3 separate regions of the Homo sapiens genome follow, and all the other regions are linked to region 2. A link is an interaction called in ENCODE POLR2A ChIA-PET data of the cell type or tissue named here. Cell type or tissue: IMR-90. All regions are shown on one strand. Region 1 overlaps MARCHF3 (membrane associated ring-CH-type finger 3). Region 2 overlaps MARCHF3 (membrane associated ring-CH-type finger 3). Region 3 overlaps GRAMD2B (GRAM domain containing 2B).

What was found. ChIA-PET counts read pairs that join two places held together with the same protein. Peaks named below come from ENCODE experiments on the same cell type or tissue, not always from the same donor. Only the 100,000 strongest peaks of a DNase experiment are listed, where the experiment ranks them.
Region 1: POLR2A ChIA-PET joins it to region 2 with 8 read pairs; 3 of 35 experiments call an interaction of 5 or more read pairs at or near these places.
Region 3: POLR2A ChIA-PET joins it to region 2 with 7 read pairs; 1 of 35 experiments calls an interaction of 5 or more read pairs at or near these places.

The regions. Positions count from the first base shown.
Region 1 is chr5:126,916,535-126,920,534 of GRCh38, forward strand. MARCHF3 (membrane associated ring-CH-type finger 3) reads right to left here. Exons shown (of 5, transcript NM_178450.5): 2 at 1,450-1,693. The coding sequence starts at 1,637. Among named protein-coding and RNA genes, the nearest start is that of MARCHF3, 110 kb to the right of the region's middle. In IMR-90, no CTCF peak of the experiment used is centred here; a DNase peak (open chromatin) is centred at 1,917.
Region 2 is chr5:126,963,013-126,967,012 of GRCh38, forward strand. All of the region lies in intron 1 of MARCHF3 (membrane associated ring-CH-type finger 3), which reads right to left. Among named protein-coding and RNA genes, the nearest start is that of MARCHF3, 66 kb to the right of the region's middle. In IMR-90, no CTCF peak of the experiment used is centred here; a DNase peak (open chromatin) is centred at 2,129.
Region 3 is chr5:126,470,319-126,474,318 of GRCh38, forward strand. It overlaps GRAMD2B (GRAM domain containing 2B), which reads left to right. Exons shown (of 14, transcript NM_023927.4): 4 at 1,920-1,986; 5 at 2,947-3,050. Among named protein-coding and RNA genes, the nearest start is that of GRAMD2B, 49 kb to the left of the region's middle. In IMR-90, no CTCF peak of the experiment used is centred here; a DNase peak (open chromatin) is centred at 2,073; H3K27ac peaks cover 1,474 bases.

The DNA of each region.
Region 1 (4,000 bases), 46 kb before region 2:
TTGTGCCCACGAGTGGGAAAAGAAAGCTGACAAGTTTTTTTTTAACTCATGATTCTGGGCCTCCTTCATTTACACTGAGCCTGTAAAACTCTGAAACCTGGTTTACAGTACCGCATGGTGGGAAAGCAGGTAAAAATACCTGACAGACAGACAGACAGACACACACACACACACACACACACACACACACACACACACAGAGGCTCACAGGTCTCAACCACATCAACCATAGCCTGCTCTTCCTGGTCAAGTGAGCTGTTTGATGCCTGCAAGGGTGAGTGGGGCACATCAGTCACCCAGTCTCAGTTCGCAGAGGACCGAAGATAGTCACTGCCTCATCCTGTTCTGAGTCCTAACCAATTGTTAAAAGTTCTCCAAGAGTCAGAAATTACATATTAAAGGTTTTTCTATTTTTTCCTTTGCACTAGCAGCACAGATTTTAAATGGAGGGCATATGAGCAGTGTTTACAACAGCATGGGAGTGTGATTCAGTGTCTGAGGGCCACCATGCCCAGGGTGGGATGCCACTGCACCAGAGGGGTTGACTGATCACTCAGACAGAGGTAAGAGAATAAGGTGTGAATGACTGGTCCTATGTTAGAGGTCAGAAGTGTCAGCACTGACACTAGGGGGCAAATCCAATGTTGATCCACCTTTTAAATGCATAGGTTAGAAGTCCCACTTAACCATTCTGAGAAAAAGCTGGAGAAGCCAAGGAGTTCCTATTAGCCTGGCAGCCCATAGCTCCCTATCCAACAAGAGCACAAGAGGAGACAAAGTGCTGGTCAGGATAAGTGGTCTCCAAGCTGCTCAGAGCCTGCACTCGGGCTTTAGTTCACCACTTGGGAAGGCTCAGGAGGTTTTCACAATAGCACTTCATAGGGTAGAGTGTGCGTGAAGGGTCAGGGATGGGGGACCATTGAGGCTGAAGGAGAGGACAGCAGAAGAGACCTCCAAGTGATAAGAAGACACCCACCCAGAAAGTAGCCCTGGACAGCGCTTCCATCAGGCAATGCCAGTCCACATGCACACCAAGAATGTCACTTCAAAAGTTTTGCCCACAAATCCAATCACTTTGACTCAGTCGCCTGAAATCAGATACCTTCTTAATCCTGTTCCAATAGGACCACCTTTGTTACCTACTGGAGACAACAAGAGAGCATAACAATGTCAAAATAACAACCCCGTATCTTGTGGGTTCCTTCCCCTCCTGGCTCTTTGTAAATATGATTTGAGGGGAAATCTTGATAAGGTGAATTTTAGCTTTATATCCTATTGCTATAGAAACGGCAATAACAGAACTCGTGTAGTCTTTTTTTTTTTTTTCCAGCACCTCCTCTCACCTGACACAAAGACCTGAGCACTAATTACATTCCCATTAGCATTTTCCATCTGACAAAGAGTTCTCTGGATCAATTACAGATTCATTTATTTTAATTGTGGTACTACCTCTGGGTGGCAAGAGTCCGCACTACTGTTGACAGCAGCTGCCCGTCCTTGGCTGAAACTTGCATGACATACTGCGGCTGCCCATTCACTAGGCTGCCACAATCCTCCACCGTCTTCACCACGGGTGCAGCTGAGCTGGTGCAGTCTGGCAGGACTTCGGGCAGGTGACTGCAGCGGCTGGTTGTCATGGTAACAGACAGCAATTACTCTGCTAATGGCTTCCACATTCATACAGGATTTCCATCTAAGAGAGATCAGAAAACAGTTTACTTGGGCAGGGTGGCTAATAGAAAATGGAGAATTATGGGCCACCAACATCATCATCATGTCATTATTTAATACAAATAACAGGGGTAGCCTAGATGTGGCACATTATCTTGTTACTGTTTAATACAAGTGCACACACACACACACACACAGAGCCCACAAGAAACAGCAGATATGGTATGAATAAGACAGCAAGCATGTCCGTGTATATAAACATTTAGCAGCCCTGCTTTCCACGAGGGGACAGAATGATGACTCTGAGGCCCAGATCTGAAGAGAAGATAAGCAGTTCCCTGCTCTGTGCTAGAGAAGCAATAAGTTTTTGTTGACACTCTCTAAAAGTTACTAAAATCATTATTAAAAACATTCAGAACTATTTTTTCTGGTAAGCAATTTATTCTACATGCAGCTTCATTCTGAGATACTAAGATTAAAAGGAGAGAGAAAGAAGGAAGGAAAATAAAAATGAATTTGGCCAAGTATTAATAGTATGTTCTAGGACAATATTTGCCAAACATGAATCACTCAATGACTGTACCACCTTTCGACTTTTGCCATATCTGTTGCATAATAAAATTTTCTACTCAATACATCTTGAAATTAACTTCCTTTAAAAATGGAACCTATTTTAGCTTTGTCTTCAAGTTATTCATGAAATGAGTTTAATGAGCTTTTATTTTCTAATGAACGTGACAATAAATACGTTAGCATGATGTCTTGTTTGTGTACTACCTAAAATGCAGATGTATATGCATCATCATAGGGAAACACATAGGAGAACGTGAGAAAATAATGAATGAGATCTCTATCACCAATTAAACATAATCCATTACAAATAAGGGCCTTACCTCCTAGGCACATGGTTTATCATATAAACCGTGAGGAATTCTGCTCCCAATCTGTGTGGTGCAGGCTTGGGTCATGACCTCAAGTTCAAAGCACTCAGACCCACTGGAGTGAGGAACTCCACTGGATTCAATAATAGGTCAGCATGTGACACATAAGAAATAGAGGTTTTTACAGAAACTTGAAGGAAGAATTCTGTCCAAAGGTGAGATGACACAGTTTCATGGCTAGGAGTGCTAGCCTGCTCACCTCAAGCTCCCGAGCTCGACATGGCCTGGGCTCAGTAGACAGCAGCAGGATTAGTTGACAGACTGAGCTCACATCAAGAACCCATTTAGGTGGTCAAGGCTCAGACTTAAATAAATGAAATATCTTGTTATTTGCACAACCCAAAACCCCAAGAGGATTCCTGGAATTCTGCAAGGGGTTGTTTTCTCCCAGATATTTGTCTCTACTTCTTACATTTTCCTTGATCCCCATGGTTCTGGAAAACAGGATCTTCCCAACTTCCAGAACAATGTGCATCAACTGGATGTTCTCAGGCAAGAATGCAGTGTTTCCTGATGAAACTGACAGTTTCCCTCCCGACACGCACATGTCAAGCAGGCTTGACTGTCCAAAACAATCATCGGACGTGATTGTCATCCCTTCCTTGCTGCTGAGGTGTCTGGCTGGCTTTGCACCAGCAGCCTCCCTTTCCCACCCTCATTGGCTGCCTGGCGTCCTCTCAGGGTCTGCGTCTGCCTTTGCCCAGCAGCCCTTCTGAACCCACAGTGGGGAGACGGCTGTGGACTCCAGTCCTTGTCTGAGACCTGATGTGGGGGCACAGGCAGAGGCTGCCCCACTCATGCCATTTTCAAGACCAGCAATACTGAACATTCAGCACAGTCAGTTAGTTGGTATAGGTCAACTAACTGACTAGGTTAAATAGGATTTTTTGCTTTTTTTAAAAAATTACAAAGCAATTAGTATACGGTATGTTATAAAAACTATGGAAGAGCACAAAGAACACAATAAAACTCACTCATAATCCCACCATTCAGAAAACCCCAGTAAATTTTTTGGGTAGATATCTTCTTTTTATTTTTTTGAAAGGGTTGGCAGGGTGCAGTTGATTTGTGACTGGGGCCAGACAGTTGTTTTGTTTTGTTTTTAAAAACTGAGTTATGGTAGCTTTCAGACCGAAAAACAAAGAGATGTTAAAAGACCGTCCTCTTCTAAAACTGTGCATAACTACTCTCCTCTGGCCTGCCCTTACAAAACTCCATTGACATGATTTTAAATTCTCATAATGCTTCACAGTCACAAAGTGTAACTTCCTGGCACAGCTCTCTTGCTTCACAAGGCAGCCATAGATTAAGAGCCAGGGGTGTATTGGCAGGAAAAGCAGACACAGTGACCTTCTTGCCGCATGGAATCATTATGTCTAGATGCACTC
Region 2 (4,000 bases):
CTTTATTTTCCTTATATACAAAATTAAGATGATAACAACACCTATCACTGCTTATAGCATGTTGTAAGCCTTACCAGATAATGTATGTAATGTTTAGCCTAGTATGCAGCACTGAGTAGCCACTCAATAGAGTTTTTCTATTATTTTCTAACCCTCTTTATTTAGCTTATGAAACAAGTGAGCAAAGAATGACCAGTCTTATAGTTTGTCTCCTTGGAAGATAAGCCATTTTTATGAATTGTTACAAAAATATTTTTGATGAATTATAAGAACAGACCCTAAAATAATACAATTCTTCTTTAAAAGATAAACTAGAGTAATTATACATCATGTTTGTTATTTTTGTAGGAAAAATTCAGACAATATTAATGGTAATACCCATTTAAACCAAAATAGAAGATTTGACCAATCTTAAACAGTCAACATTTTCAAGGAGAAAAAAATCATTAAAACGTTAGTGTTATTAAAAAATGCTACATTTAAGAAGAAAATTTAAAAAACAAAAAACCAAGCACTCACATCTTCTGCATGACGTAAGAGATATTTGCTACAGAGATTTATTTATACTTTGAGCTAAGACAAGATTAATTGGATCTAAGATACTAAGCATTTTTTAGAAATAGAAGCTGACAAAAATTTAAATTTAGCTTTATAATTGGTAAATTAAGAAAAAATCTGGTGGGTTTTTAAGCAGCTGAAAAAGAGCAAGTAGAGGATTTTGACTCTTCTTTAATTGGTATACACTCTTCTGTCAGGAAAACAAACAAAAAGATTAGGATGTCACAATATCAAGAGTACTGACGTTAAACTCTTAAAGTCTATTCACATAATTCACTGAAATCTCTGTCATTCTTTCTTAGTCTCCATGTAACAGAGAACCCACCTAAGGGGAAGCATCAGGGGCTGAGAGAGTCATAAACGCTCCTACCATGGGCCGTATTTGTCTCATACATTCACTAGTTCTGGTTAAGGGGACTGAGTGAGCTAGCTGCTTGCTTGGATCATGTGGTCAGAGGTGACAGCCTATCTTCAGTTGATACTTTGTAGGGTATTTGACAAAGTCAGAAAGATCTTGAGCTAAGGTTAGCTTTACTTCACCCTAACACTGCCAGACCATAACCTCTGCATTCTTTTTCTCTTCCCCCTCCTGGCTATGCCTCATCTATCCTTGGCCTGAAGGTGGAACTAAATCCACAGATCAAAAAACACAGCACACACAAAGGTGAGGATAACAAAATTTGCCTCAATAGGATGTTCAAATGAGTAGTCTGATGTCACAAGGCTGGTTCATCCTGAGTTTCCCTGGTTGCTCTACTTGCTGGATATACATAAACACATTACATTTCTTAATTAGCTTATTTATTGGTATGATTCTTTCACCTCCTGACAGACTTCAATTTCTCCAGATTCAGTACTTGGGAAGATATAATACTAGCAACTCCATAAAGGCCCTAAGAGCAAGTGCAAATTTACAAAATGGTCTTTAAATGGAAGGCCTAAGCCTCGGCAATTTCCCTTTCTTATGGTACATGCCTTTGGTAAATTAAAAATGATATTCTGAAATTTTAAGATATGAGTCCAGTGAGTTTTTTTCTTGTTGTCCTACTATGGTTGTTTTTCAAGAGAAAAGAGGTCAGGGAAATTTCACAGCCTAGGCTGGGGTCCACATTGCAGATACATCTTAATCTCTCAACCCAGAGGTCTGGTAAGTCTTCTGAGCATATGGGAGGTCAACGCCAAGTTCTGAAAAGAAGTAGGATGTTTCAGTGTGAGACCAGCTGAACCAGCTGAAGCAGACAACAACATGGTGAGCCAGTTTTGGGAACAGGCATCTGGGCAAGTGAGCAAGACTAGACCCTGGTGAGAGAAGAATCACATTCCTCCCTCCTAATAGCCAGCCCTGTAGGTAGGGAGGAGGGAATAACTTTGAGAAAGATAGGGCTTATTAGAAGCTAATGAAATGGGAGCCTTCTTGACTTCTGAAAGGAGAGAAGAAACATGTTCTTAGTAAAAAAAAAAAAAAAAAAAGAGGGAATTTACATCCTAGAACACTTGTGTTCTAGAATGTGTTTCTAATGATGACTCCTCTCTTAAGGCTTCCATTTCTTGAGCAATAAATATGGACCAGGAACATTGCCAAAGGCTTTACATAAATGAGATCATCGTCTTCATAACAATCATATGAGACATGGATAATAATGACCCCTACTCCCCAGATTACAGATGAAGAAACCAATGCTCTATTAAAGTAAAGAATGGGCCCATGGAAAGAAGCCAAGGTTCTCACACTGGTCTGACCACTTCTTTAAGCTAGAGCTCTTCATCACTGAACTGTATTGTTCCTCTTTCATGAACGGTGGCACTGACTTCCACAGAAAGTTGACATTCAAAAGAGTAAACCACAAAAACTGCCAAGATGTTGAATGGTCAAGGACTCAATCACATTCATTGCCTACTCATTAGAAACATAAATAAATGCTGCTTTAGAGACAGTTTTTAGCTATTAGTATTTGGGGGAAAATTTTTTAGGCTTAAAACTTTAGTTGCTCTATTAATAGCATATTAATATTAATGCTGATTGAACCTTAAAATGAGTTTGGAAACATATGGGAGAAGGTTTACCTAAGTACAAGGTGAAGTGCCTAAAGCAGCACACAAAATAGTGAGTCAGTGAGAGATAGAAACCACTGAGAGAGAGAAAGAGAGGATTTTCTCTCTACCAATTTGTAAGTCAAGGTCATGGATTTTAAGTGGTACTGTTGTGCTAGTGGAAGTATAAAATGGTGCAACTGTCTGGGAAAGGAGTTTGGCAGTCTCTTAAAAAGTTAAACATATATTTAACATATGACCCAATACTGGTATTTGCTGAAGGGAAATAAAAGCTTATGTGCATAAGAAAGACTTTCGCATTTTTATTCATGCAAACAGAAACAACAGGTGAATGGATAAATAATTTGTGGTATATTGATGTAATGAATTACTACTCAGTAATAAAATGGAATGAACTACTAACAACATGCACCAACATGGATGCATCTCATAGATATCATGCTGACATAAAGAAGCTGGACACAAGAATGTTTACAGCATGAGTCTGCTTATATGAAAGTCTAGAGGCAAAATTAATCAATAGTGACAGAAATCACATCAGTGGTTTCCTGGAGGCAAAGTGGGTGTTGGGTGGGGGACTGACTGCAAAGGGGCACAGAATTCTGGGGAGGTGGAAATGTTTTATATATTTATTGGGATGATGGTTACGCAGGTGTATACATTTGTCAAAAGCATTCAACTTATAGCCTTAAAAATTTTTATTATATGTAAATTATATCTCAATAAAGTTGATTTTTTAAAAAATATAAGATTAGAAGGCAGTATACATTAAGAAACAAAAACAATCTCATCCATCTCAGTTCCCTCCATCCCCCAAGAGTTTTCTGTATCCAATGCTTGTTTCAGAAAGGATGTTTATATCCTGTTATTTTTCCTTAGTTGCAAGGTAGAATTTTGTTTATAAATGTCAAGTGGAAAAATTAGAAGACTTTAAAATAAAGCTATTAAGGATTTTTAAACCATCTTTTGGGTGAATCAGATTTCCTAGATATTTGAGGTTTTAAGAAAGGAGCATTCTTAAAATGCTATCTTCTAAAATAAATATTTACTTCCATATACCTTAAATACCATTTACTGAACATATTTAATCCTCTCTGAATGCCTCCAGGTCATCATTAGGAATATCAAAAGTTGTGCTATTCTGTAATACAGTGATGATTTCAAAGTTTATTACGGCACAGAGGCTGTTTGCTTTTATGCTAACAGTGGCCTTAGAATACTGAGCTCTTTAAATTCTTGTATTTGCTTCTTTTCTGTTTCTCTCTTGTTGGGCTGTGAGAGCCTTTTTTTTTTTTTTTTTTTTTTTTTTTTTTTTTTTTTTTTGCTATTACCTATTTTCCTTTTTTTAAAGAATTTTTTATTTTCATATGTTTTTGGGGAACAGGTGATT
Region 3 (4,000 bases), 490 kb before region 2:
GTTTGGGGTTTTTCTTAATTCTTCACCCCTCTAAATACTTGAATATGTGTTTCCTAAGAGCTAAACCAAAAACCATCGGCACACCCAAGAAATTTAAATATGAAATGTATTAAAATATTATTAATACAAAATTCACTTTTGAATTTCCATAGTAGTCCCAGTAATAAATATCCTTTATAAAGGTGTTTTTTTCCTCTTCAGGATCCAATCAAGAGTCACATACTGCATGTAATTGCTATGTCTTTTCTCTTTTTTTTCAAGGCAGAGTCTTGCTCTGTTGCCCAGGCTGGAGTGCAGTGCCACAATCTTGGCTCACTGCAACCTCCACCTCCCGGGTTTAAGTGAGTCTCATGACTCAACCATCTGAGTAGCTGGGATTACAGATGTGCACCACCACACCCAGCTAATTTTTGTATTTTTAATACAGACAGGGTGTTGCCGTGTTAGCCAGGCTCATCTCAAACTCCTGGCCTCAGGCGATCCACCCACCTCTGCATCCCAAAAATGCTGTGATTACGAGCATGAGCCACCGCACTCAGCCTGCTATGTCCCTTTTAATTGAAAGCAGCCCCACTACCTTTTTTGCCATTTATTACGTTGACATTTTTGAAGCGTTTATGGCCTAGCATATTTTAAATCAAGCGTGCAACCACTGCTCACTGTAGCCATTGAAAACAAAAGCTCAGTGAAGCCATAGAACACCTAGCTTTAATCAAGGTATCTTTCTATAAGGAGTTTATCTGTAAAATAGTTGACTTGCAGGGACCATCTATCATCTTGATGACCTGGTCTGTAGTTCTTTATGGCAAAACAGGGCCAGTTTTGCCATTGAGACCACTCTTGGTTTGGATAATAAAGCCATCCAGGGCCTCCTACCCATTCTCCTTATAAGAATTTTTCTTCAGAAGCATCCCGTGAGGCAGATTGATCCTGTGGAGGGAGGATCGAGTTCTACCCCATAGTTCGCTTCAGGCTTGAACTCCTGGGCTCAAGAGATCCTCCTGCCTCAGCCTCCCGAGTAGCTAGGACTACAGGCACATGCCACCACATCCAGCTAACAGTTCTACTCTTAATAGCTATATGATGCAGGTGAAAGTGTTTTACAAGCTGTAAATTGCTGGCTATCCATTGTTATTGTCACAGTTGTGAAAACAGATCCCTTGAGGATGAAGTGATTTACAGCTTTCATGGTCTTGGGCCTTCTGCTGCCCTGGAGAGTGAAGTCTTTGTATGAAATCCTACTTGTCTTGTCAGTAGCCTACTACTGCATCCTACTCCTGTCACTGGCTAAGGAAATGCCTTCACAATAATACAGTAGGAAGAGTGGCCATATGTTGCCTTAGACTATAGGTCCTTTACATGTATTATCCCATTTAAGCCTCATGGCATCCCTTGAGGCTGGCACTGTTTTTGCCCTCTGGTACAGAAGAGGAAACCAAGGCCCAGGGAGATTAAGTGACTAAGCCATGGTCACACAACAAGAGCTAGAGCCACTACAGCCAAGACTTCAACTCAGGTTTACCTGACTACAAAGCTTTGAACCACTGTACTCTTCTGAGAGTACTCACTGGTACCTTTAGTACCTGGGATCCAGTATCTTCCCTAATGAGATTCCTTAGAATTTCATCCCATTTCTCATCAGGGACATCCTTGTCCAGCCCTGTTACCTCGGCAGTAGGCTGACCAGCAGCTGCATCATTATATCCAACCAGCAAAGCATTAAACTTGTTAGAAAATGAAACTGTGTGCCCAGACTTTCACTGTGTTTTACTGAAGGCTTGTGTCAGAGACTGTAAGATCAGTGAGAAGGAATTCCTAAAGATACTATTAAGGGAGGGAAAATTTGTTGTTGAAGTTGAATTTGTGATGTTTCACAAGAAAGTGAGAATGGTGATGCTTGTATTTTGTTCTCATTGTAGTACAAGGCCAATATGCACTTTCACAAGTTGTTTCTTAGTGTCCCAACGGAGGAACCACTGAAGCAAAGTAAGTTCTGACCTGTTTGACTTTTTAAGCTACATATTTGAAAAGTTGATCATTAGTTTTGGGGAAGAAAAAGGGCATAGTCCATGGACTGAGTCACCAAGGGGATCAGGTTTCTGAAAGTAATAACATAACAATAACACCAGCTTCAGTCAGCTTTCACCAGGCAGCGTGAAAAGATCACAGAGGAGAAAAAGAAACAGTTCTCCATGGGGTATGGAGTCACCCAAGATGGTTCCGTGATGCCCTTCCCTTCTTTATTTATTGCTGAAATGCACATGGTTACATTGCTTTAAGATTTAGGATAACAAGCCTGGGGCAAGAGAGGCCACTAGAAGAAGGCTAAAAGAAAACTCACATCCTTAGACATGGACAGACATGTGCTGATGCCACTATGAAGGGTAAGATAGTCACCTAAATATCTTGCCCAGCATGCTAGTTAAGCACGCCTACTAGACTCTGCAGTGGTTCATCAAGGGGCCCAAAGTTCCATTCTAGCCTCTCTTGATGTGCAAAAGTTGAGGCAAGATGCTGGGTTCCTGCCATGACCTTCAAACAGGAGGTGTGGGTTATGTGCTCTTCCCCTAGTGAGGCCATGTATTTTGAAAACAGTCATTCCTGAAAATACTGGGGAAAAGGGGAACAGGTGTACTAATATCAGCACATGGTGACACACCAGGCTAAATAGAGGAGACTTGTAAGACCCCATTCTTGGTCTCTCAGGTACAATGGTAGATTTGCCTTTTCATTCTGATATTTATACTGAAGTTGGTAAGACTTTGAACTTAAAAGCAAACTGGTTGCCACAGCTTTCTTTCCATAAAGATGACAGAAGAAGAGGTAATAAAACTTTTGAGTGTGAATGTATTATCTCTGCCCATCCTTGAGTCACCAAAATATATACACGGTTTTTATTTTAAGTGGAAATTCTAAATGATGCTGTGCCTGTGTATATTTTCCCAGGCTTTACCTGTGCTCTACAGAAAGAAATACTATACCAAGGAAAGCTCTTTGTATCAGAAAACTGGATTTGTTTTCATTCCAAAGTCTTTGGAAAAGACACAAAGGTTGGTATAATTAAAAAAAAAAATGCTAACCCTATACTTTATTATATATGGTAAATATTAATCATCTTAAATTTAGCTATATTTGTAGATATTTGTATCATGGTTATTCTTTTATGTCAAGTTTCTTTTGTTGTAATTCCAAATACTATGCATTCTAAATGCCTCCAGAAGACACTAACTTCCCTTTTTCCCTAAACATTATTTTCTCACTCATTTGTTTATACACATATACCTCATATATACACATGTACCTCACCCATAACCATACCCTAAATCCTTTTTACTCAGATGTCACCAGAGAGCACTCAAAGTTGTTTATATGGAGGGTGTGCCATGATTTTCAAAGACATACATTTAAACCAAAATCATTTCTTTTAAGAAACATCAATTTTTATACCATATTTATACCAGTTACCAGTGATGCGTAGGACAGCAGGCCTATAAATAAGCTACTTATTAGCACTCCCTTTGTACCCTCACCAGCACAAAATGAGCAGGAGGTGGAGCAGTTAAGGCCTAGCCTGGGTAAGTCAGACATCCTCAATCCCAAGTGTACTCTGATATTACATCTTTTCATTATTATTAAATATAGATTTGGGGGAGCAGAGACACATGACATCCTGAGGCATTAAGGAGAACAGCCTAAAGGAATTGGCACTGCCCTCTAAACTGGGGACCGTGGGACTATGGCCTATCAAAGAAAAGATAATTCTATCCCACTGACATTTTTTTACCTTTGAGCTATGATGTCACATCACAGTTCATTCAGGCCTCCAGAATAACACCAGAGAAACACCTTCTTGGGTTTGCATGACCTTAGTGAGTTTTCAGTCATTCTGATTCATGATTATGAAGAAGCAACTTTCATACTCATGAAGTCGCTGATTAAAACTTCTTTTTGAGTAGTAGATGTGCCTTATTTAAATATTCTCTCTAAAACCACTGGCAAT